2 separate regions of the Mus musculus genome follow, and region 1 is linked to region 2. Evidence: chromatin loops called from intact Hi-C (ENCODE). Cell type or tissue: heart. All regions are shown on one strand. Each heading gives the region's core, and the rest is flanking DNA. Links, peaks and the distances in the headings are about the cores only.

Region 1 (7,975 bases), core at 2,010-7,009, 780 kb before region 2:
GTTCATCTGCTCGGCCATCTATAACCCTCTGGAACCATAAGCCAAATTAAATGCTTATTTTATAAGTTGCCTTGGTCATGGCGATTTGTCTCAGCAACAGAAAAGAAATGAAGACCGATGTGGCTGAGCAAAGCAACCTTGCTGATATGATTTCAGGTGCTACATTGTAATCGACCTTTATAAAATCACCATTTATTGAGTTTTGGCATGGTATCAAAGAAGAAGATCCAAAATTATATGAAAAACCTATTATATCTTTTTCTCTATTCCAACTAAAACCTCATGTGAAGTCAGATTCAGTTTATATGTTTGAGTCAAGATTAGAGGAGAGAGCAAACTTGGCTTATCACTAAAGCACAGAAACCCTGAGTAGGAGAGGAGCCTCTGTATTTCTTTACACCAATACGAGCAATTTGTAAGAGACACTAGGAAAGTAGCTCGACTTTTAACAGCATCAAAATAATCAAGTGCTCAGGAACGTGGTCAGTTCAAGACGTGTGCAGTAAAACGGTACACAATAACACTGAAGGAAACTAGATGATTTCTCAGTAAATGGAAAGACAGTAGGTTGACAAGGATTAAATATCATGAGACAGGCATTACTTTTAAAAGGTGCTAATTCAATATGATCCTTGTTAAGATCTCAATGCCATTGTTTTTTTTTTTTTGTTTGTTTGTTTTTGTATTCTGATTCCTCTCTCCCACACCCTTGTGTATCTCCTTACTCCTGGGAAATGTCCCACACCCATGATCCCTACTGGTCACATTCTAAGAATTATGACCTTTGGTTTTGTCTTATGACCAATTTCATTTTATCAGAGCCATCTGTGAGACCTTTGAACTGGGGTTATTGGTGAGTATACAACTGAAAGCAATGATCTGTCCATGCAATAATCCATCTGTAACAAACAGTTATGTTTTAATTTGCATTGATTAATTATACATGAAGATGGATTTCACCATGATGTTCTCACATGTGCACATAATCTATTTTGATTATATTTATTCTCCATTACTCTTTCTCGTCCCTGTCACTCCTGCTGATTCCCCTCCTTTTCTCAGTCATCCTTCTGCTTTTACAGTGTGTGTGTGTGTGTGTGTGTGTGTGTGTGTGTGATATTGAGTTTAATTAGTGTTGTGTACAGGAACACAGGTAATGAGTTGTTTACAGGACAATCATAGGCGTCTTATCATTGGCTATCTCACTGAAAGAAATGTCTGTCACTTAGCAGCCAACAGCTAACTACCTGTAGATTCTGAGGGAGGTGAGATCTCATGAGCCTCTCCTCTGCTGACTCCCAATTGAATAAGTGAATGGTGACCAGCCCAGTCTTCTACACATCTTGTGCATGTACTCACAAGTGCTGAGAGATCATGACTATAACTGCCATGTCAGTCCCAGAAGACAGCTTTTGTAACCCTCCACTCTTGTGCTGGCTCTGAAATCCTTTTAACTGGTTTTTTTTTCCCCCATGACATCGTCTTAGCATTGGCAATTAAATTTTGAGAGACAAAACAGTGAGCTGTTGTCAAGGGCTAGAGAGAAGGAGGACTAGAAATCGGTTGCCATGTTGGGATGGTGGCAATGTTTTGAACTAGAAACCAGTGATGACTGGGCAGTATTGTGAACATGGTCCATATCACTAAATCTGCACATTTTAAAATGGTGACTTTTGGGTGGTATGTATGTTAGTACAATAAAACATAAACATAGGTATTCTCTATAACACAGATCATAGGTATTCTCCATAACACAGTTCATAGGTATTCTCTATTACACAGATATTTAAGACCTTTTTAAAATGGCAAATGATACCACTGATTTCACTAAAGATTTTTTTCTCAGTAATGCATTTTTCTAAAAATACATTATTTCTCCTTACGTGAACTGGGTATTTTACTTAATAAATATGTATTTGTAAATGCCCTAAACTGTAAGTTTTATGATTATTCATATTGATAGATAGATGTTACTTACATCTTTGGGTTTTAGGAACGCAATGGCATCTTAAGGAGGAGCATTGACAGCTACCTACTGAGCTGTGCTGTAAAGTGCCCCCTGAGTGCTAAGCAAGCCAAGGTACTATGGAGGTCGTTGGGTTCAGAAGGCTTTCTGGTAATATTAGTCAGTTGTGAGTATAAATGTTGCATCATAAAGCATAATCAGGAAGCTGGGCGTGGTGGCGCACGCCTTTAATCCCAGCACTCGGGAGGCAGAGGCAGGCAGATTTCTGAGTTCGAGGCCAGCCTGGTCTACAAAGTGAGCTCCAGGACAGCCAAGGCTATACAGAGAAACTCTGTCTCTGTCTCGAAAAACAAAAAACAAAACAAAACAAAACAAAACAAACAAACAAACAAAAAAAGGCAGAATCAGGAAAAAGTACTCCCGATCACATTAGTGACTAATAACTAAGTACGCCGAGGGGCTATCACAGAAGACATGACAGGAAGAACAACGTAAGGGTTGAACAAAAGAAAACCAGTCTTCCTTAGGCTCAGGTCTTTTAATACTTGTTCCCAGTTGGGGGGCGCTGTTTGGGAAGGTTGTGGACACATGGGCTGGCAGGAGGAAGTACATCACTGCTGGAGGAGGGTCTTTCACAGTGTATAGCCTTGCATCATCTCACATTTGCTCTGGGAAGTTTCCGGTGTGCAGTGGTGAGTGCAGAGACGCAAGCTGGTCCAGTGCGGAAAGTAAGTGACCACTGAACGCTCAGTCATAGATGGGACGTCTCCCTCCAAAGCCTGGGGCTGCTGTGGAGAGGAGATGGAAAGAATGTAAGAGATAGAGGAAGAAGTGGAGTATGAGAAAGAATTACCCGGTCTCTGCCCTCTTTCAGGCTTACAATCTGGAAAAAGTCCAAGCAGGCAAGGAATTAACTGATGGAGATTAAAGAGGAGGTTAAGCTTTGCTTTTTACTGTCTGAGAAATGGAATCACGTTTTAATGAAAAATGAATGTGGAAAAGAAAGCAAAGGGCTGGGAGTGGAAGGCACACCTTTATTCCCAGAATCCTGGAGGTGGAGGCAAGTGCATGGATCTCTGTGAGTTCAAGACCAGTCTGGTCCACATAGTGAGTTCCAGGATAGCCAAGGCTCCATAGAGAGACATTGTCTCAAAACAAAAGCAAAAACAAAACAAAAACAAAAAACAAACAAACAAAAACCCCCAAACAACCAACTAAAAAACAAAACAAAACAAGAAAAGTAAAATAAAATGAAAAGAAAAGATGTCTACAGGGATTGAAGCCAGAGCGTAGGCAGTTGAATGTATTTGCTGCTCTTGCAAAGGAGCTGGCTTCAGTTCCCAGTGGTCACATGGTGGCTCTGAAACATCACAGTGCCTGTTCCAGGGGATCCAGTGCCCTCTTCTGACCTCTGGGCACTAGGCATGCGTGTGCAACACATACATACATACATACATACATACATACATACATACATACATACATACACACTCCGCAAAACGATTCATACACCCAAATACATCTTAATTTATTTTAAAGGAGATGAATGTGAAAGAGGGCACCTTCCCAAACGCTCATGTTATCACAGGAAAGGACAGTGATGTCATAAATCATTTGGTGAGAAAGATCAAAATTGAGTTAATGTAATAATCTGGCCACTAAGGTTTTGAGTTGTCTCCTTTAGGTTAGACTTACACTTGACTGCGAGCAAGAAACTTCTGTAACGTTCCACAATGCCTCTGATCCTTGACTCCAATTTAGGAAGAGTCCCGGGATCATTCTGTTCCTGGGAGAGGATCCAGTACTAAGTGGCTTCTTTTAATTTTAATTTTAATTTAGTTGTATTTTCTTGTGTGAGTTACACTGAACACTTCTAGTTATTGGGTGGAGTAGATTACCACGGACAGCCTGGAATTTCTTCAATATTGTTACCCCAATCCTCCTCCCCCCTTGTAATATGGCACAACTGTAGCTATCTGTGTATGCACAGCTATTTGGATATCAGCACTGCTTGGGGCTGCTGAGCTCTGGAACAGAGATAATGCGTGTCCACCTTTTACTCTGCTCAAGCCACTGTCTTTAAACTTGGTTGTACAGGAAACAGTGTCACATTTATTTTTCTCTGCCAGATCGGTAGACTTAGCCCATCTTCCCATTCCAGCATTCTTCTCTCCCTTCCACAGTCTCTACTTTCAGTCAGCTTCTAACTGATTTTACGTTCTATTTGCAGCACTGGGCTTTCCCTGGTCTCAGAGGACACTAGACGTTTCTGATTAGAGTTTGGAGATCAGATGCACCCAGGCTCTTCCTAGAGTCACTTCATCCAGTTCAGCTCCAGCAGCCTCTAATCTCGCTCTTTGATCCTGCTTCTCACACGGTGCCCACAATATCTGCCTTGGGGCTCCAAACTATTAAAGACAAGAAGCCTGGGGCTCCATTGGCATTGCCATTTTGAGAAGCCAGCACACTTTTCATCTTCTTTGCACACGCAGTATTCTTCTATCATCGTTTTATGTATAGAAAGGCTTATGTGATGTAAAGATTATAAATGTAAACATTTCAGTGTGGAAAGCTTATCATGGCCAAGGCAAGAGCTCGGCATCTGAGTAAATTTTCCTTACCCAGTAGAATGCAGAGATATTAACTAATTCATGTGCTTTTGACATTTAAATAAAATAAGGTAAATAAGATAATTTACCAAGCATATTTTTTCCTACTGAGTGACAATGACAAAGAACAGAACAGACCATCACTTCTTTCAGTAAAAAAGGGACGTAGTAATTTGACCCACATGGAATTGTTACTATTTGGCAATTTTTGACATTTTTGTGAATATTTATCACAGTAAAATATGTTTCAAGACTCGGCCTAATGTTGTTTTAATGTCATTATTATAGTAGTATCTCTTTACTGTAATACTTTTCAATTTTATTATTTTTCCCACAGTTTTCAGTTACCTCACACTGCCAGTAGAGGGCGCGGGTTGTCTTGTTGAGCTCACTGGAAAATAGGAAAATAAACCATCCACACACGCATCTGGTTATAATTTTCCTCTCCTGCTCTCCACTTGCACAATTCAACTTGATGCTGTATAATTCCCCTTTCTTTTCTTCTGTTCTGCATGGGGGCAGAGCCACCACAAAAAGATGAATACTTTCAGTGCCTTTCAGATCCCTCAAAGCGGCAGCCTTCACATTCCATCCTATTGATACTGCATTTGGCAGTGGATGAAGGGACACAGTTGAAGTCTGCTCATAATTGGTTTTATTTGGGAAAGATTTTCTTTTGAACTAGTGGCCACCAGTGATTTTATAATCATCAGAAGTTAGCTACTTCAGCACTTCTTATAGAGAATACTCACAATTCTCTTTCTCACTTTGGAAGAACAAAGTATAAAGTGGAGGGAAAAAGAGAATAGCCATGAGCATGGGGGAGTTCCGGTTTGTTTGGGACTCCCAGGGACTGCCGAGGGCCAGCCCAGGCTGTGTCCTTGTCTGCACAGTCGTCTTTCAGCACAGCATTAATCATCTTTTTATTTTCTCAGACCGTTAAGCTTTTTTTTTTTTTTTTTTTTTTTTTTTTTTAAGAAAAAAATAAGGTAAATCTAGTGTCTGTTTCCTGATACTATCTGACTCCTACCATCTGCAGACAGCATAGCAGAGCTTGCTGAGTGGTGCTTTGCATGTGTTTCAATACGAATTGAACAGTGGAACACCCCAAAACTCATCTCTGTGTTACAAGAACTAGGCACCCACACGTAAAACACAAACTTTGCGAAGCGCTGCATGATGCCCACATACCATCAGCCAAACCTTCCTTGTTTGGGGGTTTGGTTTTCCCACCCGGATGTGAATAGACAGTGGGATCCTTGTTTCCAGGGGCTTTGTTTGCTTTGAGTCACTGGTAAAATAAACATTACCTCAGATTGGAGAAATCCTTGGAAGAGAGCAGGGGTTCTGGGAGAGCTTTGTGGTACCCGGCACTGATGATTTTATTGGGTTATCTGGTGTAGCATGCTGAGGACAGTTTAATTACAGCAGTGCCCTGTGCAGATCAGATGGGCCTGAGCTTGAACTTGCCCTGTGAGCTGGCTCGTTCTGGAAGGAAATGCAACTGAGAAAGAATGAAGTGAGGTGTGTCCTCCTTTACTGTAGCCCGGCTCTCTACATAGGAAACAAAAGCAAAGGCTCTTGAGGGTCTCATGAGGCAGGTGTGCACTTATTCTTAACTCACAGTCACCTCTTCACACAGTAGGGATGCTTTCTGCTCTGAATTTAGTCCAAAGAGAAAAGTACTCAGTAAGTGCTTGATTGAAAACTAGACTCATTTTGTGATTCATCATATCAGAAACACATGATTATAAATATTTTTTAAAGAAAATTGAGCAGGGTGGTGGTGGCTCATGCCTTTAATCCCAGCACTTGGGAAGCAGAGGCAGGCAGATTTCTGAGTTTGAGGCCAGCCTGGTCTACAAAAGTGAGTTCCAGGACAGCCAGGGCTATACAGAGAAACCCTGTCTCAAAAAAACAAAACAAAAAAAAATTGTATTTTAAAACAGGAGGGTCCATTTTATAATTTGATATTTGTTGAACGGTGATGCCTGATGGAAATACTATTTAACATGCTTATTCTGGCTCTTGCTACTTATATTTCAAGATGGACTATGTATATAAAATGGAATTTTAATATTTATACACCAAAGATTTAGAGATTTTATTACTTTTCAAAATAGTTATAGTTCCACCCCATCTCCATATTCCTATACAAGCTACTGCCAAGGTGATTAACTATTTAAATTCAGCACTTTTTAAATTTCCTGCAGCACATATAAGGTTTTTGGAAACTGTAATTGGTTGTTATTATATTGCCAAGAATGGAAATCCAAACTGAGTTCAAGGTAATTATGCAGAGTGAAAACTTTATAGTATAGTCTTTCCTCAAAGAGAAACAGAAGCAGAAACCATAACCATGGCCTCACTATAACTTGATGTTAGGAGTAAAGGATTTGGTAGTCTCCCCTCCTACATCCCATACACACACCTCAAGTAACAGATGTCAAGAGTTTCAATATTGATTCAGGAGAATGAATGGCTGAGTCATTGCAGAGGGACTGTGACAGGGAGACAAAGGCTACCATGGCGATGTGTTGATATGCGATGGGGTTAGTGAGCCTGAGGGCTTCCTACCCCTGCCATTGAAGCAAAGCGATGAGCTCTGGGACATGCCACCCAGCAAGCCTAAAGCGAGGCAGGTTGGAAGAATGATTTAACTATCTGTCCTCTGGGGATTGAAGATTCCATACACACATGTCTGTCTGATTCATAGGGAATTTCCTTTTTAAATATAAGAAAAACTATCCTGAAATCTGCATCTAGCTAAGAAATAAATACTGGGGTTTTAAAAGTCTCCAACAGCATTTTCTGAAAATGCTTTCTAAAATAACTTCTTGAGGACTACTGTGCTTAGATTGGGAAAGTATAGATTCAAAATAATTTGCATAGGACTATGTTCAACTACTTCTTTGGTGAATATGATAATAAAAACTTACACATGGTAAGTAGTGAAATAAAAGAAAATTTGTAATCAGTCTCTGATTGGTGTAGGAGATAGATTCCAAGGCATTTGCTATGGAGCTGTGTTGTTTCTTGCATATGGTTTATCTATATCCTTAATATATGTCCTTATACCCACAGGTAAGTATAGTTCTCATCCATCGTGAAAGAAACATCCCTTGTAACAGACAGATCAAAATGCTGAGAACAAATGTGGTATACAGCCCAAATATCAACAACAGAATTTAATACATTTAAAAAGATCATTTCTAAAAGCATATTTTTTTGTAATAGGAATAGGCAAGAAAGAAATTTCTGTACAGGATCAAGTGAATTGATGAACAAATTTAAACTTGTTTATTTCCTACAGTGCTCTGATCTCTTATAATGTGCTATTCTTAGTGATGTTTTAAGAATACTTGTCACATGTGTGGTAGTACTACCAAACTTTTTCCCT
Region 2 (7,975 bases), core at 1,256-6,255:
TACGTTGACTAAGACTAGAAACATGGGCAAAAATATGGGTAGTATAATATTATAGGCATGTTGGGCTGGAGAGATGGCTCAGCCGTTAAAGGCTAGGCTCACAACCAAAATATTATAGGCATGTAAATTTTAAACAGGGCAAACAATATTACATATAGTTTATGGGCACTTGCATGTGTTGTAAAGATACAACAACTTACAAGGAAGTGGTGATCACCAAAGTGAGGTAGTGCTTGTCTCTGGCATGGCAGGGAAATGGCTGGGATCAGTTTGTAGAAGGAGAAGCACAATGAGCCCAGCCTATGCCTTATGCTGTAAGCTTGTGCTGGAGGTGAGGTATCTCTAGTATCATTCTCCTTATAGTTTCATACACTTAAGTGGTTTATGAAAGAGTAGCATAGCAGGGAAACACATGTATTCTCAGCTCTAAGGAGGCTGAGGCAGGAGGCTCAGCCATCTCAGGCCAGCCTGGCTTATACAGGAAAACCCTCAAGAAAGCAAAAGATTGGGGTTGGAGAGAGATGGGTCAACACTTAAGAACCTACTTGCTTTTCCAGAGGACCATGATTCAAGTTCTAGTACCCACCTGGCAGCTCACAACTGTCTAAGTCCAGTTTCAGGGATCTAACAGCCATACACCAACATATATGCAAGCCACCAGTGCACATAAAATAAAATAAAATAAAATAAAATATTAAAAGAAATGAAACTAACAAATCTCTATCTGCGGCAATGTTGGACAGCTGGGGCATAATTCACTGACGCTGTTGCTTAAAAGTGTTTGCTAATGGCATTTTCCACAGCAGGGGCGATCAGACTGGTGAGTTTGATTACCTGCTGTGTCTTTAGTGATCTGAATAGGCTATGAGGCCTGTCTATTCACAGCCCTGAAGTACCCCATATACAAAAACAAAAACAAAAAACAAAAACAAAAACAAAAACAAAAACAAAAACATCCTGGTGGATTTGGCCTGGGGAGATAGCTCAGGAGTGTCAGGTAGGTATGGCTGGTTGTGTTCTGTAATTTCAACCTTGGAAGGCAGAGACAGGAGATCTCGGGATTGAACTGAGTAGTGAGACTCGCTTTGGATTTGATTGAAAGACCTTGTCTCAAATAATAACATGGAAGAATCCTCAAAGAAGAGCCCTGGCAGACATCAACTCTGGGCATCTTTATACAGGTGTGCACATGAGCATGATCACTAACATACAGATGTGTATCTACATGCCTGTGAGCATCACTCACATACACATGTGTATCTACATGCCTATGAGCACCACTCACATACACATGTGTATCTACATGCCTATGAGCACCACTCACATATACATGTGTATCTACATGCCTATGAGCACCACTCACATACACATGTGTATCTACATGCCCGCGAGCAGACATATATACACCTTCACATGAAAAGAAAAAGGGAAAAAGAGATGTATTTTGCAAGGTAATTTAGTGCAAGAATCCTTTATCCAACCCCTCCCGGAAAAACAAAGTACTATATTACGTCAAAGAAAATTACTAAGTTATTTAGGTTAAAGCTATTTGAGGATAAAATTGTTCCTGGTGACAATAACTTTTGTTCTGTAATACTAGTAATGCTTTTTCCCAGAGTCCACATAGCCACTCATTTATTGCTTAAGTAGAATTGCTTTCCTGTGTGGCCAACTGAGTCATAACGCATAAAAACCTCAGTGTGACCACAGTTGCATAAGCAAGACTTACTCGCTATACCACCAAGGGCTTATGTCTTCCAGATGAAGGGTTAGGTGATAGCCCTGCCAGGGTGAGATGTTCAAATGGTTTTTCTCATTGCTGAGTGATGGGTTTGTTTATACAGCATGTTCAACATCTGTGAAACATTTTGGTGTGTCAGACATTTAAGAACATCAATTTCTATACAAATCATTAAAAGAAAAAAAGAGAGAAAGACAGCTGTAGTAAAAAAGAGAAAACCTACTTTAACGCTCCCTCCTGGCCCTATTAGTGTGATCAGTCTGCTTGATTGTTCTTGTGTATCTTAGCCCAGGGCCCGAACTTTCTGGTCACTGTAGAGTCATGTTCAAAATTCTTTTCTAACTTTTCCTTCTTACCCACCCCCACGTTCTAAGCAGCTCTCTTCAAGTGTTTAAGGATGTACAGTAGTGACCAGATGAAATTTCTCAGCCTCACTTTGAGGACTCTTTGTCTCTGTCATTAATCAAAGTTGAACTTTGCATTTTCGGGTCATTATGCACAAAGGTTGGCTTGTCACAGTTTTTACTGGTCCACAGTGCAGTGGCCAAAATATGGCTATATAGTCATGTTTTAATTTTGAGGCTTGTATCCCTGCTTCTTGTGATTAAGAAGGGATGGTGGGAATTGACAGTAGAACTTACCTTAAAAGACCTTTCTTGGTAGAAGTGGGAGTTGGCATCCATGAAACCCATGTTCTTCCCATCCCCCAGTCTTCCAAGCTCTCCCCGGGATACATTCTCTCTCTTTCTCTCTTAAAACCTTAAAAAAACTTAGTGGTCTGGTCACTTGTCTAGTGTGGTCATACTCGGCCATCTTGATTTCCCCTACCCCCTGCCCAGTCATTCCTATTGTCTGTCTTCACCTTGTCTGACTTGTTCTTTAGTAACTCTTGCTTTTAAGAAAAATCATGTGTGCATGTGTGTAAACACATGTGTGTGTGCTCGAGTGCATGCATGCCTGTGTATGTAAGTGTATGTGAGTGTTTGAGTGAGTGTGTGCTTGCCTATGATGGGACGGTGGGAGTGTAGAGGCTGGAGGAAGACAACGCTGTAGAATTGCTGCTCTCCTCCCATCCTACCAGGAGTGCACTGCAGACTTTTCACCTGTCAAGCTACCTTGTTGGTCTTCTAATTTTATTTTTCCATGGTTTCTACTTTAATTGATTGAAAATGTCAATTACTCTTGCTTCAATATATTCTATTTTTTATCTTTAAAATTAAGGAAGAAACTAAAATCATCTCATTGAGATAAAGTAGGAAAACTCACAGTTTCAGAGTGTCTCCAAAACAACCATGTAGAACATGTTTTACAAGTGTATTTACAATGCACAGCTCCTAATCCAGTCAGTGGAAGTACCCAAAGGATACTGTGAAAAGAACATTTTCATGTCTCATAGATAGAGCTAAAATACTTCTTTTTTATGGCAACCCTTGATTATCTCAGTTTTTATACTGTTCTATTGAATTTGAAATAAAAATTTCCCATCTGTAAGACATTTTATTTACTCTCCACCCTTTTAAAATTTACAGCTTAATATTTATTGAACAGGTACTTCATTAAGCTTATGGGTCTGTTTGCTGAGAGGTAGACTCTCAATAGGATTTATTAAAACAGAAACAGCAACCAAGAATCTGGCTGAGAATCCATAAAGAAGTCTTAGCACACAGGAAATTATTTCTCATGATTCACTGTACAGGTAAATTCAAAGTCAAAACCTGAAACTCTGAAAGTCAAAGTCTGAAACTCCAGTTCTAGATCTGACACCCTCTTCTGACTTCCGCAGGCACCAGGCATGTCTGTGGTACATACGTTCAGGCAAAGCACTCGCATCCATTAAACAAGACAAAACAAACAAACAAACAAAAAAAACCAAGCAAACAAATGATTCAAACTACATCTGGCCCTTCTGGACTGTGCTATGGCGCCTGCCTAAGCATTTCTGAGGACATGGCGCCATCTGCTGGCTCCACATCAAGTTTTCCTTTGGAGGCTTATTGTTTTTTTCCCCCCTTTGATTTAACAATGGAAATATTACTTCTTAGTCATAAGTTCTAATGAACATCATTAAGTAAACAACTGAAACTATCAAAATATCACTCTCAGGAACTTTTACAAATCCCAAAACATAGTTATTAAGGAAAATATAGTTACATGACAGATTCAATATTTGTTTTTCATTCTTGAGAATGGAACACACAAAAGCGACACCTTTGTCTTTAATATAGAAGAGTACTTCTTAATAAAAGAGACACTTGTTTGTTAAATAAGGAACATTTATGAGGCTGAGTGAGGGGATTTATGTACATATGTGAACATTTAACTAATCAGTTAAGCTAATAGAATCTTCGCATTCTAGCTCAGGTTGGCCTGGATCTCTCAATGCTCTGCTCTGCCCTCCTCGGAGCCAAGATCACAGAGTGCTAGCAACCTGGTCCTACGTGTATACTGTAGCATCACCAGAGACGATTTTGTCAGTTAAATTAAATGCACCATGGGATAAAGTGGGTGGACATCTTGTACCCAGACCAAAATTCCGTACTTTCAGCAGCTGCTCTATCAGCTTCCACAACAACCCTCCAAACTGTGCACTCCTGTCCCAGCTCAGGAACCGAAGAAATGCTGAGACATTGAAGACATTAACACTAACATTTTAGGAAAAAAAAACACGGAGGGTATTAGAACTGTAGCTGTGGCTCAAGGTTTGCTGTAGCATGAGTTGTTATATAGGTATTAGCTAGAATAGGTAGGTCTTTTGTTTTTGGCATGATGCAGTTACCAGAAGCCAAGACTCCTAAATTAAACTCTTTCTGATTGCTCTACATCTAAAGGTTTTGTTTTGAAAGTTTAAATTTTATTTTTATGACAATTTCATACATGTTATATAATGTATTAAGAAGTTATTCACCACATTACCCTCTCTTTAATTCCCTCATCATCCTAATTGTTTGTTTGTTTGTTTATTTATTTATTTATTTATTTATTTATTTATTTATTTATAGTCAATAGAAAGTGTTTATTAGTCAGCTTGCAACTACACTGGGTGTTTGGGATCCCAATGTAGTAGCAAGAATTTCTCAGGTGGGTTTTTAAGCACAAACACTGTGCTATGGGTTGACATTCTTCACTAAACAAGAACAGTTAGTCAGAAGTGCAACTAGGGAAGTTAAAATGGCAAGGTTAGCACATTAGGGACTTGTAGAGTCCACCTCTAATAGAAAGACAGGGCATCCACAAGAACAGATTTTTAAGATGAAATTAATATGTTGTTAAGGAAGTCTGGGGTAATTGGTTTATTTGGATTTGTAGATGCACATGCCATTGCTCATATAACTCCAGCAAACAGTAGATTAATGCGGGAACAAACTATTTTTCAAAACACCAAGGTCATTTTGTGTGTGTGTTAGACTAGTTATTGAATGTTATCTATCATCTTATACATATGCTTAAAATTGAATCTTTTTTCTCTTGTGATTTTTTAAAATGTTTGGTAAATAATTTCATAAATTAAAACAGAGTTTCAACTATTGTAGCCTGTCTTAGATTTTTTTTTTTTTTACTGCTGTGAACAGATATCATGACCAAGGCAAGTCTTATAAAGGACAACATTTAATTGGTGCTGGTTTACATATTCAGAGTTTCAGTCCATTATTATCAAGATGGGAGCATGGCAGCATCTAGGCAGGCATGGTGCAGAAGGAGCTGAGATTTCTATATCTTCATCTTAAGGCTGCTAGCAGAAAACTGGCTTACAGGGAACTAGGATAAGGGTCTTAAAGCCCACATCCACAGTGACACACCTACTCCAATAAGGCCACACCGACCCAAACAGGGCCACACCTTCTAATAGTGCCACTCCCTGAACCAAGCATATAAAACTATCACATTCCACTCCATGGCTCCCATAAGCTTGCTCAAACATATGAGTCTATGGTGTACTTACCTAAACATAGCATAATGCAAAATATATTTAGCCCAACTTCAAAAGTCCCCATAGTCTTTAGCAGTCTCAACAATGCTAAAAGTCCAAAGTTTAAAATGTCTTCTGAGATTCATCCAATCACTTAACTGTAACCCCCAAAGCAAGACAGGAAACCAGCTGGGCAAACTCCAAACTCTGCATCTCCATGGATGATGTCAAAGCAGTCTTCAGATCTTCAACTCCTTTTTTCATCTTTCTTGACAGCAACAAACTTCTTTCTCCTGGGCTGGTTCCACTCACTGTTAGCAGCTTTCTTCAGCAGATAGCCCATGGCTCTGGTATCTCAAACATCTTGATGTCTCCAAGGCAGCTTCAGTGTTACAGCTTCTTGTTCTAGTGTCTGGGATCCACAGATGATCTGGGCTCCTTCAAAGGGTTGGCTGGTGTCACTTCTCCAGCTCTGCCCTCTGTAGCACTCTAAGCTCAGGTTGATCCACTCTATTGCTGCTGTAGTTCTTGGTGATCATTTCATGGTATTGGCATATTCAGTATACTGGGGTCTTCCACTGCAATTAGGCTTCACCAATAGCCTCTCAAAGGCTCTCTTCATGGTGCCAAGCCTCAAATCCTTTGCATGACCCCTTCAGTCCTGGACTATCACTGCAACTGAAGCTGCTCCTTCACCATTGGCCTTCCCTGGCCTCTCACAGTGCCAAGCCTCAACTGCTCTTCATGACCCCTTCATGCCTTTAAACTGATACTATCTGGGTGACTCTTATACATTACCAAGTACAGTTGCTGCTGGGGGTAAAACCTTGGCTATATCTGGAACACAGCTTCTTTGTGCTTTCAGCAAACACTTCCAGAAGATTTACCTCAATGAGGCTGATCTCCCCCTCCTCTCTTCTTCTTCTTCTTCTTCTTCTTCTTCTTCTTCTTCTTCTTCTTCTTCTTCTTCTTCTTCTTCTTCTTCTTCTTCTTCTTCTTCTTCTTCTTCTTCTTCCCCCCCCAAGAAAGGGTTTCTCTGTATAGCCCTGGCTGTCCTGCAACTCACTCTGTAGACCAGGCAGGCCTCAAACTCAGAAATCCACCTGCCTCTGCCTCCCAAGTGCTGGGATTAAAGGTGTGCGCCATGTCTGTGTATAGCCCATTGCCCCACAAGTTACCACCTTTGCCTCCTGGGATTAAAGGCTTGCACTATTGTACCTGGACCTAAAGTTAGCTAGGTGGGATCTTGCCACAACTTTACTGTGGGAACTAAAGGGGGTGGGGGAAAAAGTGGGAAGGAAGGATAGCCCATGACCGGCCAGAGTTCCTCCTATGCTCTGGGTAGGCAGATGCTTTCCACTTGGCCCCTGGTGAGCATCTAAGCCACTGACCCCACTCGGCAGGGGGTGGACAAGGGGCAGCCCCTGAAACCAAGGGGTCCTGGGGTGATACCCTGTAGCCCCGGGGTTATGGGAGAGAGGTTCCCACACAGGCAAGAGTCTGTGCAGCTGGTCTTGATGAACAGAGACAGTCTATGGTTTTAGAGCTTTATTATAGAAAGCCAGTGGGAAAGAGAGAAGAGAGAGAGAGAGAGAGAGAGAGAGAGAGAGAGAGAGAGAGAGAGAGAGAGAGACCGGCCAAGGCCAGGAGGAGAGAAGGGGGAAAGAGAAAGAGAGAGAGAAGAAAGACTAGAGAGAAAGAAAGAGAGAGGGGAAACGAGTGAGTGGAGAGAGGAGAGGAGAGAGTAGAGTAGAGTAAGGGGAGTAAGGGTAGGAGAGCAAGTGAGGAGGGGCCAAACAGCCCCTCTTATGGTTTGCTGTTGCTAGGTAACTGAAGAGGAGTTTAGCCTGAAGGTTAGAAGCCTGGGACATTGCCTATATGACTACTAGCCACATACTCTTGTGGGGCTGTGGGGGCGGTAACTTCAACAGGAGCAAGAGTTCCAGGAGCATGAGGGAACACCTACTGTGCCATGTAGGTGAATTATCACCACCGGGTCCCAGGGTTCAGACCTCAGCTTGACTGAAGACCAGACTGTCTGTGTATAGCCCATTGCCCCACAAGTTACCACTCCCTTAATTTAATTTAGTATTCATGAACACAGGATTCAGCTCCACTTTACTTCCTGGTGTCCCTTTCATACTTGAATCATATATTTTATATTTTTCCTTTCTCAGCTTGCTATGCTTGTTTAAAATGCTCTTCATGAGACTTAACCAGAGAACAAAGTCTATGATGATCTTTTCTGAGACTTCCTTTGTCAATGCAATTAATCTGAGTCTCTTCACCTTAGCCTCAGGTAGACTCTTCATACAAGGGTATCAAGT

The links. A loop is a pair of places that touch in the nucleus more often than their neighbours do. Peaks named below come from ENCODE experiments on the same cell type or tissue, not always from the same donor. Only the 100,000 strongest peaks of a DNase experiment are listed, where the experiment ranks them.
Region 1: it touches region 2 in a loop (3-fold over the local background); 8 of 42 quality-filtered maps call a loop at or near these places.

The regions. Positions count from the first base shown.
Region 1 is chr13:81,638,927-81,646,901 of GRCm38, reverse strand. No RefSeq gene overlaps it. Among named protein-coding and RNA genes, the nearest start is that of Adgrv1, 9.8 kb to the right of the region's middle. In heart, for the core only: a CTCF peak has its summit at 4,939 (motif pointing right); no DNase peak of the experiment used is centred there; H3K4me3 peaks cover 219 bases; H3K27ac peaks cover 458 bases.
Region 2 is chr13:80,858,118-80,866,092 of GRCm38, reverse strand. No RefSeq gene overlaps it. Among named protein-coding and RNA genes, the nearest start is that of Arrdc3, 21 kb to the left of the region's middle. In heart, for the core only: a CTCF peak has its summit at 3,703 (motif pointing left); no DNase peak of the experiment used is centred there.